Regions from separate parts of the Homo sapiens genome. Here region 2 is linked to region 1. Evidence: chromatin contacts called from ENCODE POLR2A ChIA-PET data. All regions are on one chromosome and are shown on one strand. The core of a region is the stretch at or near the end of the contact, and the rest is flanking DNA. Distances in the headings are between cores, read along the strand shown. Region 1 overlaps RAD51B (RAD51 paralog B). Region 2 overlaps RAD51B (RAD51 paralog B).

The links. ChIA-PET counts read pairs that join two places held with the same protein, here RNA polymerase II (POLR2A).
Region 2: POLR2A ChIA-PET joins it to region 1 with 24 read pairs in A549. The contact joins two enhancer-like sites. POLR2A ChIA-PET finds 5 or more read pairs at or near these places in 2 of 52 experiments (A549 and SK-N-SH).

Annotation. Positions count from the first base shown.
Region 1 is chr14:68,456,196-68,463,042 of GRCh38, reverse strand. The region is part of intron 9 of RAD51B (RAD51 paralog B); the gene reads right to left. Among named protein-coding and RNA genes, the nearest start is that of RAD51B-AS1, 230 kb to the left of the region's middle. Within about 2 kb of position 3,987, at least 26 of the 41 ENCODE cell types and tissues checked have a DNase peak (open chromatin) inside an H3K27ac peak, as active enhancers do.
Region 2 is chr14:68,189,370-68,196,216 of GRCh38, reverse strand. The region is part of intron 7 of RAD51B (RAD51 paralog B); the gene reads right to left. Among named protein-coding and RNA genes, the nearest start is that of RAD51B, 370 kb to the right of the region's middle. RefSeq lists a silencer at 799-999 and an enhancer at 4,031-4,325. Within about 2 kb of position 4,503, at least 7 of the 41 ENCODE cell types and tissues checked have a DNase peak (open chromatin) inside an H3K27ac peak, as active enhancers do.

The sequences.
Region 1 (6,847 bases), core at 2,738-5,237:
CCTGCAGGGAGGCCTAGGTACTTAATAAAACAACAGGGCCCTAGTGAAAAATTCTGATCGCACTCAAACCTGTGTGCAATGTGTGAAAGTTGGCTTTGGAAGTCTGAGGGTTCAAAGAAATATGTAACTGAGCAAGAATGAGTGTAGATATATGTGGCTCAGAAAGCCTGGGGCTCCTTGTGGTAGGTATGTGGTATGTGGGCAGTTAATCCCATCTCCCACAAATAGCCAAATTGTTTCTTCTTGAATATTTCCTTCATATCAGACCAGCTTGGCTTTAACTGCACTCTAACAAATACACTTTCTCCTCTCTTTACCTATCCTTGCAAGGAAAGTGGTCACCCATATTTTAAAATTCTTTGGAGGTGTCGGGCCTGTAATCTCAGCACTTTGGGAAGTTGAGGCAGGAGGACTGCTGGAGGCCAGGAGTTTGAGACCAGCCTGGGCAACATCGTGAGACTCTGTTTTGATTAATTGATCCAACTATCCATCAATTCTTTGGAGGAACATTTAAGGTATATCCAATATGTACTCGATGCTGGATCCCCAATCCCACTACCATCTGGAAGCAATTTTCGTTATTTGTGCCATCCACCCACCCATCCATGCACTTATTCAATCCACAAATATTTACTGGGCTCTTTTCTTTGTGCTTGGCACTGTTGTAGGTGCAGGGGATAGAGCAGGGAATAAGACAGAGAGGTCCTTGATCTCATAGAGCTGACATTCTGGTGGCAGAAGACAGACAATACAGGGAAGCCTTTGGGCTTTTTCCACTGTGACATTCCACTACGTGCTCCTCACTCTAGGGCATTCAATCCATCCATCAACAAACATTTATTGAGTACCACACTCTGGGCCAGGCAGATTCAATTTACACTCTGTAAATGTGCACTTATTAAAATACTGCTACCTGTTTCTACCTCAGTTTATTTTTTAGAGGCAAGCTCTGAATTTTCAGTGGGACTCAGCAGATCTGGGGCATTTTCTGTAATCTCACTCTGTTCCCTTCTCTAGGGCCCAATACGGTGCTTTTCAGCTGAGGGCTCCTAGAATGATGGGCAGGCATCTTCCTCACTGTTCTTCACTTCATCCCTATGCTGGTGTGTGGAGGTTTCTCTCCAATGACAAGTAGAAACACAGAGGCCTATGTACTCTAAATAAAGCGTGGAAGGAAAATTGGCCATTGGGGCCCATGGGCTTCTCCTTGTAAACTCTCTCCTCCTTCTTTTATGTCCCTCTCCCCAGGTTTCTATTTTGCTCTTAGTAAATAAGCTGTCAGCTAATTATCTCTACCCCTAAAGTGAGGGCTGGTAAACCTTCACGCATTAGCCCTCTCAGGTGTGTCTGCATTGTAATATAAGACTCTCAAAAAAGAGAAATGGTCTGTCATGATAGAAAGTGCAATAGGACTTGGGTGGGTAGGGGAGACTTCCAGGGTTCCTACAGTAATAATGCTGATGAGAACAACAACAACCAATGGACGTTAATCTTCACAATAATCCTCAAAGGTAGGTAGCTTATAAGTACTGAAGCTGGGTTCCAACCCAGGCTACCTGGTTCTGTACTACCTGGTCTGTACTTTTAACCACCATGATGGCAGCTCCCAATCTGCCACATACAACTCAATCTACTTTTCTGGGATAATACATTAAATGAGGCAGGATACATAACAGCAAATAAGGGCTTTTTTTTTTTTTTTTTTTCCCTGCATGGATATTGCATGATTCAAGACAAAGAAGGGAGCTGGACAGGGTATCCGTGCGGGCTGCCTCAGCTGTTCGCAAGCTTCCACACTGGCAGTCTTCATTCTGCCCTTCATCCCTGAAAGTCTAAATACAAATGTCACCTCTTCCAGAAGCTTCAGCCGATTTCTCCAGCCTAAAGTCATCTCTCTCTAATCTCTTCATACTTTATCTGTACTCTCTAATTATTAGTTTTCTTTACTGTTTTATGGTTAATGTTACCTCAATTTAACATAATCTATTTGACCCATTCTTGTTGTTGCTGCTCCTTCTGGTCCCACAAACCTCTAGTGTGGTGCTATATACGTAAGAGAAGCTTCATTATGAAATACAAGAATGAATGAGTGAATAAATGCACAAATTGATGACCCACAGAAGCTCTACTGATTCATATCCATTTTTAGGACTTATCTGGTTCCCTCTTCCCAGAGTTAGGGGACTCAGAAAATGCCATAGAAAACAGCAGGCTTCCCAGTCAATCACTGCCAAGATTCTTGGCTTGGCCAGGCCCAAAGTCAAGTCTTTGGTTTCAGCTTGCTATAGCATCACATGTTTTTCCTGGCCTGATCCCACTTCCAAGAGGCTCAGAAAGTGGAAAAGGAGCCACAGAACAGAAAGTGCTGGGCATAGTCACCCCAGGCCTTCTCCAGGATGGCGACACCTTCTAGGGATAGTGTCTGGGTCCTCCTTTTTAAAGTATAGGTGTGGCCCTCATCTGAGGCAACCCAGCCCAGTCCTTCTCCATGGGTGGCTAGGAAGGCCAGTGTGGAGCAGGCAGCACAGAGATGTCAGGAACCTTGGGCACAGGCTACCCTGGAGGCTGCTTTTGTTTGTTTGTTTTTTTGAGATGGAGTCTTGCTCTTGTTGCTCAGGTTGGAGTGCAGTGGTGTGATCTTGGCTCACTGCAACCTCCGCCTCACAGGTTCAGGTGATTCTCCTGCCTCAGCCTCCCGAGTAGCTGGGATTACAGGCACCTGCCACCACACCCAGCTAATTTTTTGTATTTTTAGTAGAGACCAGATTTCACCATGTTGGCCAGGCTGGTCTCGAACTCCTGACCTCAGGTGATCCACCTGCTTCAGCCTCCCAAAGTGCTGGGATTATAGGTGTGAGCCACTGTGCCCGGCCTGGAGGCTGCTTTTATAGACTTCTGGTCCTGGCAGTTTACATGAGTTCCTGCAATACAGCCCCAACCTTAGGAAAAAGTGAGTTTTGCCTATGTGGCCCAGGAAAGCAGACATGAATAGGCGGCCATGAGGCTGAGGGTAAGCTGGCACTGATTCTTCTACTTTCTCTTCTCTAATTCCTGTGCCAGGAAGGCTTCCTGTACACCAGTCATGAATTCTTCCTCTCTTCTATTTCCTTCCCCTTCCCACCCCAACCCCAAATCTCACATTGGTTGGGAGGTGAAAGGAAGAGTGAAATGACCTGGCAGAGGAAAAGTATAAGCAGAAGAGTTTCTTCCTGTAAGGACAGGTGGTAGGACTGGCTTTCTTTCTATCCCTGCTATCTGCTATAAGATGTGGGGCCCAGAGACAATGTAATACGTTCAGCAAAGAGAAGTTCAGCAAGAAGCAATTGAAGTAGATAGCTCCCCAATATGACTTTGCATCCATACACAATTTCCTGTCCTGCTAGTTTTTTAATCCTGTCTCAGTCTCCCTCATGATCAGCAAGATTACGTGGTCGTTGATAAATTCAGTGGGGATTTCCTTGTTGAATGTGTCTGATGCTTTTCATCTGCATGCAAGGGTCCTGTCGAGAAATTAGGGAGGAAGCCCACTGACTGAAATGTCCTTCTACAGGGACCCTATTATCTCACTTCAACTGGAGTCCTAGGCTAATAAAACCCATTGGTAAGTTAAACAAACCTTTCCTCTAGCTATGCCAAGTGTCTGCGACAGAAATCCTTCATGCCAGGGTTTTCCTCCTTGTCCAAGACTTAGAAAAAAGTTGTTTTCTCAGCTGCTTTGAAGCTCAGGAAGAGAGCCAGGGAGGCAAACAAACCAGTTAGTCTTGCATCAGATAATTCAACAGGCTTTTGATAACCCCAAAGTCTTCTGTCCCTTCCCAGGTTGAGCTGAACTCTCCAAGCCAAAGGACAGAAGGGCCGGAAATGCTCCAGACAGGAAGATCTGTGACTGGAATGAGGCCATAGGATCAGGGGAGCTTGAAGTGTACCCAGTGATCCTCACAGGAATTCCCCATTGTGTTGCGAGAGCTGGAGGGAAAGGTGGCAGAGGTCCAACTCCCAGTCTGTAGTTGGATCTTAGACTGATTAGAATCTGCTTCATCACTTGGAAAATCACTCTGCATGGAACACTGAAGCCTCAACACCAGCAGCTTTGCAGGATTATGCGGGCAGAGCAGAGAATGAGTTTAGCGGCATCTAAACTGCCTTCTCATAATAGAAGAGCAAGATCTGTAGAAGTAATACAGTGCTGGAAAATGGCAGGATGGAAAAATGAACTGTATTTGAGCAGGCATGAATTTATTAATTTGTCTACATGTGGCCTACTTCCCAAGTTTTTCTACAGAAATTAGGGGACATAAAGTAAGCTGATCTGAATCCCTAAAAAATATAATATAAATAATAATATACAATATAATAATATGATATATAAATAATATAATTGTAGTCTCTGGGAAGAGTCTCTTAGGAATTTTGACCCTGAGGTTATAAGATCCTATTTCCTCATAGAATATCATTATGCTCTTGTATAACACCTCTCTGGTGATTGTTTTCAAAATGTTTACCTATAATATAACACATCAAGTTCCCAAAGTATAAGAAAGTATTGCCTAGAAAAGAGCTAGGGCTCCTTAAAGAAAATATTAATTTTTTCTGATCAGTAGGATGTTAACTTAGTAAATTATGGAATAGTAAATAGTTCAGGGTCAGAATGACATTTTGAGTTTACGGTTTTTTCCTCAACATTTTATTATGAACCTTTTCAAACATAAAACAAAAGTGAAAGAATTTTATAGTGAATACCCATAAACATATCAACTGGTTCTGCCATTAACATTTTATTACTTGAACCCAGGAATTTGAGGTTGTAATGAGCTATGATTAGCTCTCCAGCCTGGGTGACAGACCAAGGCCCTGTCTCAAAAAACGGAAACAAAAAGACCAAAATAATTTTATTACACTTGTTTTTTAGCACATATCTATTTATCTATCAACCCATCTTATTTTTTGTTCTGGTTGTTATTACATTTCAAAGTAAATTGCAAACATCAGTACACTTTTCTCTAACTACTTTAGCATGCATATAGTTAACTACAAGCTTAATATTTATTAACACAATTTAAAAACCATGTTGGTTTTTTTTTTTTTTTCAGTGAACTTTACATGTGGTTTGAAAGTGTTAATAATTCCTAGGGCTGGGCGCAGTGGCTCACGCCTGTAATCCCAGCACTTTGGGAGGCTGAGGTGGGCGTATCACGAGGTCAGGAGATTGAGACCATCCTGGGTAACATAGTGAAACCCTGTCTCTACTAAAAAAAAAAAAAAAAAAAAATACAAAAATTAGCTGGGCGTGGTGGCACGTGCCTGTAATCCCAGCTACTCGGGAGGCTGAGGCAGGAGAATCGCTTGAACCCAGGAGGTGGAGGTTGCAGTGAGCTGAGATTGTGTCACTGCACTCCAGCCTGGCAACAAAGCTAGACTCCGTCTCAAAAAAAAAGAAAGTATTAGTAATTCTTCCTGAATTATACCACAATCAGAGAAAACTTATCAACTACAAATATATGGTAGTATGCAAATTTATACAGTCAAAAATATGGGCCACCAATTCTTTCTACATTAATATCAGCTTTATTTAGGTATAATATACATGCAATAATTTTTTAACATAAGCATTTAAACTGTATATTTCCCTATAACTACTGCTTTAACTACACCACATAAGCTTTGATATGTTGTATTTTTGTTTTCATTTTCACTCATTTCTAATTTCTCTTGTGATTTATTCTTTGAACTATTGCTTATTTAGGGGTGTGTCTGTGTGTGTTTTTAAATTTGCACAGAACTGAGAATTTCCAAATTTTCCTTTTGTTACTGATTATCGATTTCATCCCAGGGCTGGGCGTGTTGGCTCACATCTATAATACCAGCACTTTGGGAGGCCGAGGTGAGCAGATCACTTGAGGCCAGGAGTTCAAGACCACCCTGACCAACATGGCAAAACCCTGTCTCTACTAAACATACAAAAATTAGTTGGGTGTGGTGGTGCATGCCTGTAATCCCAGCTACTCAGGTGGCTGAGGCACAAGAATTGCTTGAACCTGGGAGGCAGAGGTTGCAGTGAGCCAAGATCGTGCTACTGCACTCCAGCCTGGGTGACAGAGTGAGACTCTGTCTCAAAAAAAGCAAAAAAAAAAAAAAAAAAAAAAAAAAAAAAAAAAAAAAAAAAAAAAAAAAAATCATTCCATTGTGATTGGAGAAGTTTGTATGATTTCAATCTTTTAAATTTATTGAGGCTCAACTTGTAGTCTAATTTATACTTGAGAAGAACATGTATCTGCTGTTGTTTAGAGTGTTCTATAGATGCCTTTGAGGTCTAGTTGGCATAGAGTATTGTTTGAGTCTTCTATTTCTTTGCTGAACTTCTGTCCAGTTGTCCTATCCATTATTGAAAGTGGGGTATTGAAGCCTCCAGCTATTATCATTGAATTTCTATTTCTCCCTTCAATTCTATTAGTTTTTGCTTCATGTATCTTGGGGCATAGGTGTTAGGTGCACATACATTTATAGTTATGTCTTCCTGATGGAGCAATCCTTTTATAATTATAAAATGTCTCTTTTTTTGTTTCCAGTAATGATTTTTGTCTTACAGTCTAATCTGTCTGATAGTAGCATAGCCATTCCAGCTTTCTTTACTGTTTGCATGACATGTATTTTTCCATCTTTTTACTTTCAACCTATTTGTGTCTGACTCAAAGTGTGTCTCCTGTAGACAGCATATATAGTTGGATCATGTTGTTTTTAAAAAAAATTATTCTGTCAATCTCTGCCTTTTGGTTGGAGCATTAATCAACTCACGTTTAATGTAATTATTGATAAAGTAGGATATATGCCTGCCATTTTGCTATTTGTT
Region 2 (6,847 bases), core at 3,254-5,753, 270 kb after region 1:
GGAATATAATTTTTTTTTTTTTTTTTGAGATGGAGTCTCACTCTGTCGCCCAGGCTGGAGTGCAGTGGCGCAATCTCTGCTTACTGCAAGCTCCAAGCGATTCTCCTGCCTCAGCCTCCCAAGTAGCTGGGACTACAGGCGCCTGCCACCACGCCCAGCTAATCTTTTTGTATTTTTAGTAGAGAGTGTTTCACCTTGTCAGCCAGGATGGTCTTGAACTCCTGACCTCGTGATCCACCCAAAGTGCTGGGATTACAGGCATGAGCCATTGCACCTGGCCCCTAATTGTTGTTTTTTTTTTTTTTTTTGAAACAGAGCTCTGCTCTTGTGGCCCAGGCTGGAGTGCAATGGTGTGATCTCGGCTCACCACAACCTCTGCCTCCTGGGTTCAAGGGATTCTCCTGCCTCAGCCTCCCAAGTAGCTGGGTTTACAGGCATGTGCCACCATGCCTGGCTAATTTTGTATTTTTAGTAGGGACAGGTTTTCTCCCTGCTGGTCAGGCTGGTCTCGAACTCCTGACCTCAGGTGATCCACCTGCCTCAGCCTCCCAAAGTGCTGGGATTACAGGTGTAAGCTACCATGCCCGGCCAGGAATATAATTTTTAAAAATATCAAAATGCATGATACTGAGAAAAGATACGTATTATTCTGTTAATCTTTGATTTTGGATTTACTTATAGATACATAGCAACACAAGTATGTGTACTGGGAGTATCATGGATGTATTTTTTAATTGTAGGTCATCCTCAAAAAAGTCTGAAAGCTGTTAATTAGAGGTAAGTAAGAGTGGAAACTGGGAGAGCAGTTAGGAGGTGACTGGAGAAGCTGAGATGGTAAATATGTTGACAGATTTAATGCTCATTCTGGAGGCAGGCATTTGAAAGGACTGAAACAACAGGTGGTTGTTTGCATTTGGAGGGCAAATGAAAGGGACATGTCAAGGATGACTCAGGTTTCCAGCACCCATTAACTTGAAAAATGAACGAATGGGAGTGAACAAATGAGTAAAGATGGCATAGTAAATCTAACTAAAATTGTAGTTTTCTTCAAATTTAACTATAAAATAAAATCTATTCTAATTATTTAAAATAGTAGAAACTTTTTCCCCCTTGGTTTCCCCTCACAAGGTTTTTAGAGATATGGCCCAGGTCTTCTTCAACTTCATATCCCCAGGTCCTACCACAGTGCTTGCCACCAAGTACATACTTCGTTATTATGTGCTGAATGAATTAATGAATGGAGTAAAATAAAAACAAAAAAGTGGTCTTAGGAGAAAATAAAGTGTTCTATAGTTCTTAAGGTCAAGGAATAGCAAATCAACTTAGGATAGACTTTTCTTCTAAGTTGCCACTTACTGATCAAAAGCCACATTTTATAAAACTAAAGGAAGAATATCTTTAACATTATAATCATACTATAAAAGTATTCTTCCCCCTTGTACTTCTAAATATTAATAAATCTCAAAAGTCCTCTTTTACCACACTGTCATATCTCATTCTCACTCTGTGTTTACAGATTTGCAAAAGACTCAAAAAGTTCTCAGATCACAGTTATAAACATTACTCAGATTATTCCTGTGTATTTGGTAGAGGGCAGATATAATTCTCTATTTAAAACAAAATAAATGGGTCATGGACAATATTCAAGAAACTCAAAGCTACACAGCAGCTGAGTTCACAGTAATCCGTCCCTGGCCTTCTGGTTTGTAGTTAGCCGTGTGGCACTTTTATTACTCCCTAACTAACACCATTTTTTTGTTGATCCTGATAGTTAAGAGTTGTCTATTCAATTTTCACTCCCTCAAGGGCAGACACCATGTCTTCTACTATTACTGTATTGTCCATAATGTTTAGCAGTCCTGAACACAGCAGACACTTAATATTTCTTGCCTGGAATAGCAGTAAAATTAAAACAAACATCTCCTAATTTAGAGGTTAAACTAGACTCTGCTCCCTTCATCAAGCTGTACTGGTCTTGCATGCAAGTTTTATCTCCAGTAGTCCTTGCGTTCCATTACAAAATAGCAATTGCCTCTTCTCAAAATGAAAAACATTTTCCATTGTGTAAGTTATACTTGCAACTATGATGTTGAAATGTTCCTCAAGTGATGATTTTCATCTATGCTGCAAAGGAAAAAAGTGTAACTCATAAGCTTAATTCTTAAAACAAATCCAATAACTGTCATTGGTCCTAGACAGCCCTCTTAGCTTGTTTGTTTCTTTTAATGTCCCAGGCCATTTCTCCCAGAATTCGTGGTAGTAAACAGTCTAATGAGTGTGATCACAGAGAGACTACTGCTGGTATAATGAATGTGATCCCCATTATTTCTAACAGATAACATGCCATCTTACAGAAAAAAAAGCGTTGAAAGGTGGTAGAGTGGAAGCCATTGGTTAAGAAGTTTGAAGGCGGGCTAAATTAACACATTCAATCAGAAAAGCTTGTTCCCAGCATTCTTGCCTCAACTTGACTTGGTCAAAACAGACTGGTGAATGAGATTAGGTATATCATCTTGTGTTCTGGCTCACTGTTCACCTTAAATTTTGAGTATCTTTGAAAATCACAAATTATTACAACACTTCAGTCACTAAAAGTTTGATGTAATTGTTTTGAGAACAATACTGACTACTTTAAAGAGAATTTTGAATTTTACCAAGTGTTTTTGCATCCCTTTAGCCCTCTGTAGCAGTTCTGATAAATCTAAATATCATTGTTTCCATCCAGTTATGAGAAAACAAGAGATGCATGCAATTTTGTGCCAAGCCAATTATCTGGAGGCTGCTTGAAGATATGGTCCCAGACCTCAATAAGTTTGCTTCTTGTTGAGGGAAAAAACATGTACAAAATCAATTAAAATACAAGGTACAGTGAACTAAGTGCTTCAGCAACAGGTCAAATAAAGTGGTACAAAGAGCAACATTTAAGTCCAAGTAGAAATCAGGGAGGAAATTTAATGATATAAGTAGCATTTGAGTGTTGTCTTGAAGGATGTCAAGTATTGTAATGGAGATGAGGAAAGAATTCTAGTCTGGGGTAACAACACTATCCAGGCTATAAAGGGTGCTAAGTGCATGCTGTATTCAGGGAAGCACATGAAACCTGTGTGGCTGGAGGGGTCACGCGGGATCAACAAGTGAAGAAGAAAAGTTTACCTGAATGAGATCCACAAAAATGTTATCAGTAAAAAGTATGAATTTAAAGTTTGGAAACATTTTGAGTGTCTCAAAGAAAAGAGCTGTGTACCAGCTTTTGTGTTACATTGCAATTTAGGATGAAGCTGACAATCAACACATTTGAAAATATAACCTATCACTAAATTCCTTGATCAGAAAAATCAATTTACGTAATTATTCCAAAATCCATTCAGAAAATGACCCTATTCAAACTCCTGGATATGCCAATATTTTAACAAGGGTAACTCATAAGATGAATTCTCATAAAATAAGGGAGGATTTAAAACCAAAAAGTTAAAAAAGGAGAGAGAGATTGACTTACATTTAAAATCTCATTCATCAGGTTCAGGACCAGTAAAAAGGGCTGCACAAAGAGCTCTGGTCTGTTTACCTTAACATCAGCAGAGACATATTGTCACAAATAGAAAACCTGAATTCTGGATAGGAAAGTCTGTTTTCAGAGAGCCAACATATAACTTCTGATGGCTGATATTGAGATTCAATCAAACTTGGCACCAATTAAAAGACATTGTTTGGAGAGCACAGGCTTAGTGTTTCTATTATCATCAGCTGAAATATAAAGATTATAATTTGATCTTTCAAATTTGGAATAGAAAAATCTGTTTTCAGAGAAGCCAACATATACTATTTAATAACTTTTGCAAGGCAATATAAACTTCTCTTCTTTTCACAATGAAACAAGAAGGAGCACCCAAAGAGAAGACCTCATGAAAGGCTCCTTTCAAACAGTGGCTCTTGCTGTGTCCTCTTGATTAAGGGCTCATAAATAAAAGGACACAACAGCTGCAACTTATGATTAACCATGGTATAGTATTTCAACCAGTGAATAACATTACAGTTATTAGAACCAACAAAACTCCTTATATTCACTCAATACATGACCTTGGCTTTGTCTGGCCTGTAGGTGACCTGAATTGAAGAGAGATGTCTGGGTTAAAATTTAACTTAGAGTCTGAAAAGCTATGTCACATGGCTGGGAAGTCAGTAATGTTGCAATTTCAGGAAACACCCTCCTTTAAATGTGATTGGATGGTATAAAGGTGAATCTGAGTGTATCTGAGTATATCATAAAGCTAACTAGTCAGACTTGGACAGCCCTTGAATGATGTCCAAACATTTGTGAACAGTCTGAGTAAACCACTCAGGTTATTCTTACACAACCAAGGTAACTTTACTGCCTGCCATGGGCAAGTAAGTGCTCTCTAGATTATAGTTGTAAACAATTCTCAAGTGATTAATGACACATATTCTTTCTCTGCCCTCTACTGAGGGCAGAACTCTCTTAAGGAAAACAGAAAAAGTCTTCACCCTTTGATTTACAGGCTAAGACCAAAGCAATCTGAGTTTCCTCTAAGTATGAGAACCTATTCTGAGTAAGACCTGGGCTCCCAAGAGAGACCACAGAAGACAGGAAGAAAGGGTCTTCCATTATCTCCTTCCCTAGAAAGTATGCACTGAGAAGCTGCTAATGTTCCCCAAGTCTCAGATGGGTTCAGGACCGAATTCAAAGAAATATTTTCCCCATGACCATAACAGATGAAAACTAAAAGAGTATGACTTTTCTCATTTTAATTGGTAAGTAACCATATCACTTAGTTCTTAGACACTTTCTTATCATGGGGCCTCAAGTTACCTTTTATTGGGTTGTCCTACTAAATGACCTGATCATGTAATGGTTTCAAACTCTGTTATACAGAAGCTCAAGTTTCCATAAAGCAAATCTATGGCCTCCACAGAAACCATGATCCAAACACATATGCTTAATTTTTGTCAGTTAATCACCAGTTCATATGTTAACCCTGCAACAGAAGTTGGGTTTCCAAGCATGAATACTTAATTATTTAAGCAATTACATTTCTTCTCCCATCTCTGCCAAGAAAACACTCGATTTCTCTAAAAATGAACAATAACATTTATTTAACACAAGTACTTTTTTATATTTATAACATTCTTTTAAGAAAGGATATTGTCTCTTTTTTTAAAAAAAAGCTTGTAGTAATATAGCATTAACTAACAGCATTTAGATAATTAACATTGGGAAATAAAGAGATGCATATTTCTCAGGAAAATGGAGTTTGCTTGAATCTTCCATTTCATTATTACTCATAAAATGTAAAACACTAACCACATGAAGAACTTAAAATTCATTAGACATTATTTAAATCAATGGGATAAAATGCTAGCTTCTAGAGAGAATATAGATCATGATGTACAACAGTACTGAGCACAGATTACATCCTAAATGGACACTTGTTAAATTAAGACAATTAACCATAAAAGTAAAAACTAACTTTTTAAAAATGGAGTCAGGAAAATTTTAATCTGAACTTTTCATCTTGATGTCTCCAGAATATAGAGTACATAGAATATAAAGCATATAGAATATAGAGTGCCTTGGATATAACAGGCATCAACAATGACTGATTATGTGAATGAATGAGCTTATTGATTAATTAATGGAAGAAGGGCAACTGTATACTAAAATTAAGATAAGCTGAGAAGGGATAGGGTCATTTAGGTTACTGAATATAGTAGGAAAAGATGTCCATTTGGTGGACATGTTTTTTAAATCTGTTTTTCTATACATTTAAAACTCTGCTTATACATGTTTATCTATTTATACATTTTTAAAAATCTGTTTCCATATATACTTTTCAAAGAACAATTTAAAATCTGAATCAATACAAAGTAAAGATATTTCAGCCTTGATTTTCTAGCACAAAAAAAGTACCTGGACCAGCCTTTTAAGTAGGGAAATGTGTTTATTTTCTTTGAGTGCCTAATGTAAATTAAAGGTATTGATTTCAGGATTATCTTTCAAGGAAACTACTAAACTCTTTTGTTGAATCAAATTACTCCGAGCAAGTTTTCTACATCTAGCTTTTAGAAAACATGCATAAATATCATTTCCTTTAATATGTCAGCAACTTTTAGTGGGAGAATTTTGAAATTAATTTGAAATTATTTTGAAATTAATTTGAAATCATTCCACTTCTTTAGCAATGGTAAAAAGCATCTTTCAAAAGGAATATTTAAGGGAATTTAAATTTAAGGGAGGCCAGGTGCAGTGGCTCATGCCTGTAATCCCAGCACTTTGGGAGGCTAAGGCAGGTGGATCATCTGAGGCCAGGAGTTCAAGGCCAGCCTGATCAACATCGTGAAATCTAATCTCTACTAAAAATACAAAAATTAGTCGGGCATGGTGGTGGGTGCCTGTAATCCCAGTTACTCAGGAGGCTGAGACAGGAGAATTGCTTGAACCCTGAGGCAGAGGTTGTAGTGAGCCGAGATCATGCCACAACATTCCAGCCTGGGTGACAGAGTGAAACTCCATCACAAATAATAATAATAATAATAAATTTAAGGGAAGGGGTAGTTGCTTTTTTTCTATAAGGAATAAATAGTGAGGAAAAGGAAGTTTGATCCTAACCATATCTCTCTGCTGTTTAATACCTCAAGTCTTAAGATTTATAGTTTCTAATAAAACATTATCAAGTGAGTAGAAAAATGGATGAAATTTGTTTTTAGTCACTGATCTATAATTGCCACTAGGAAATCAATATTTTAGGTTGAATCTCTCAACTTTTGAGATTAGTAGCAAGACAGTAAACAAATATTACTTGGTTTGAAACATCTACAAAAAAATACTTGT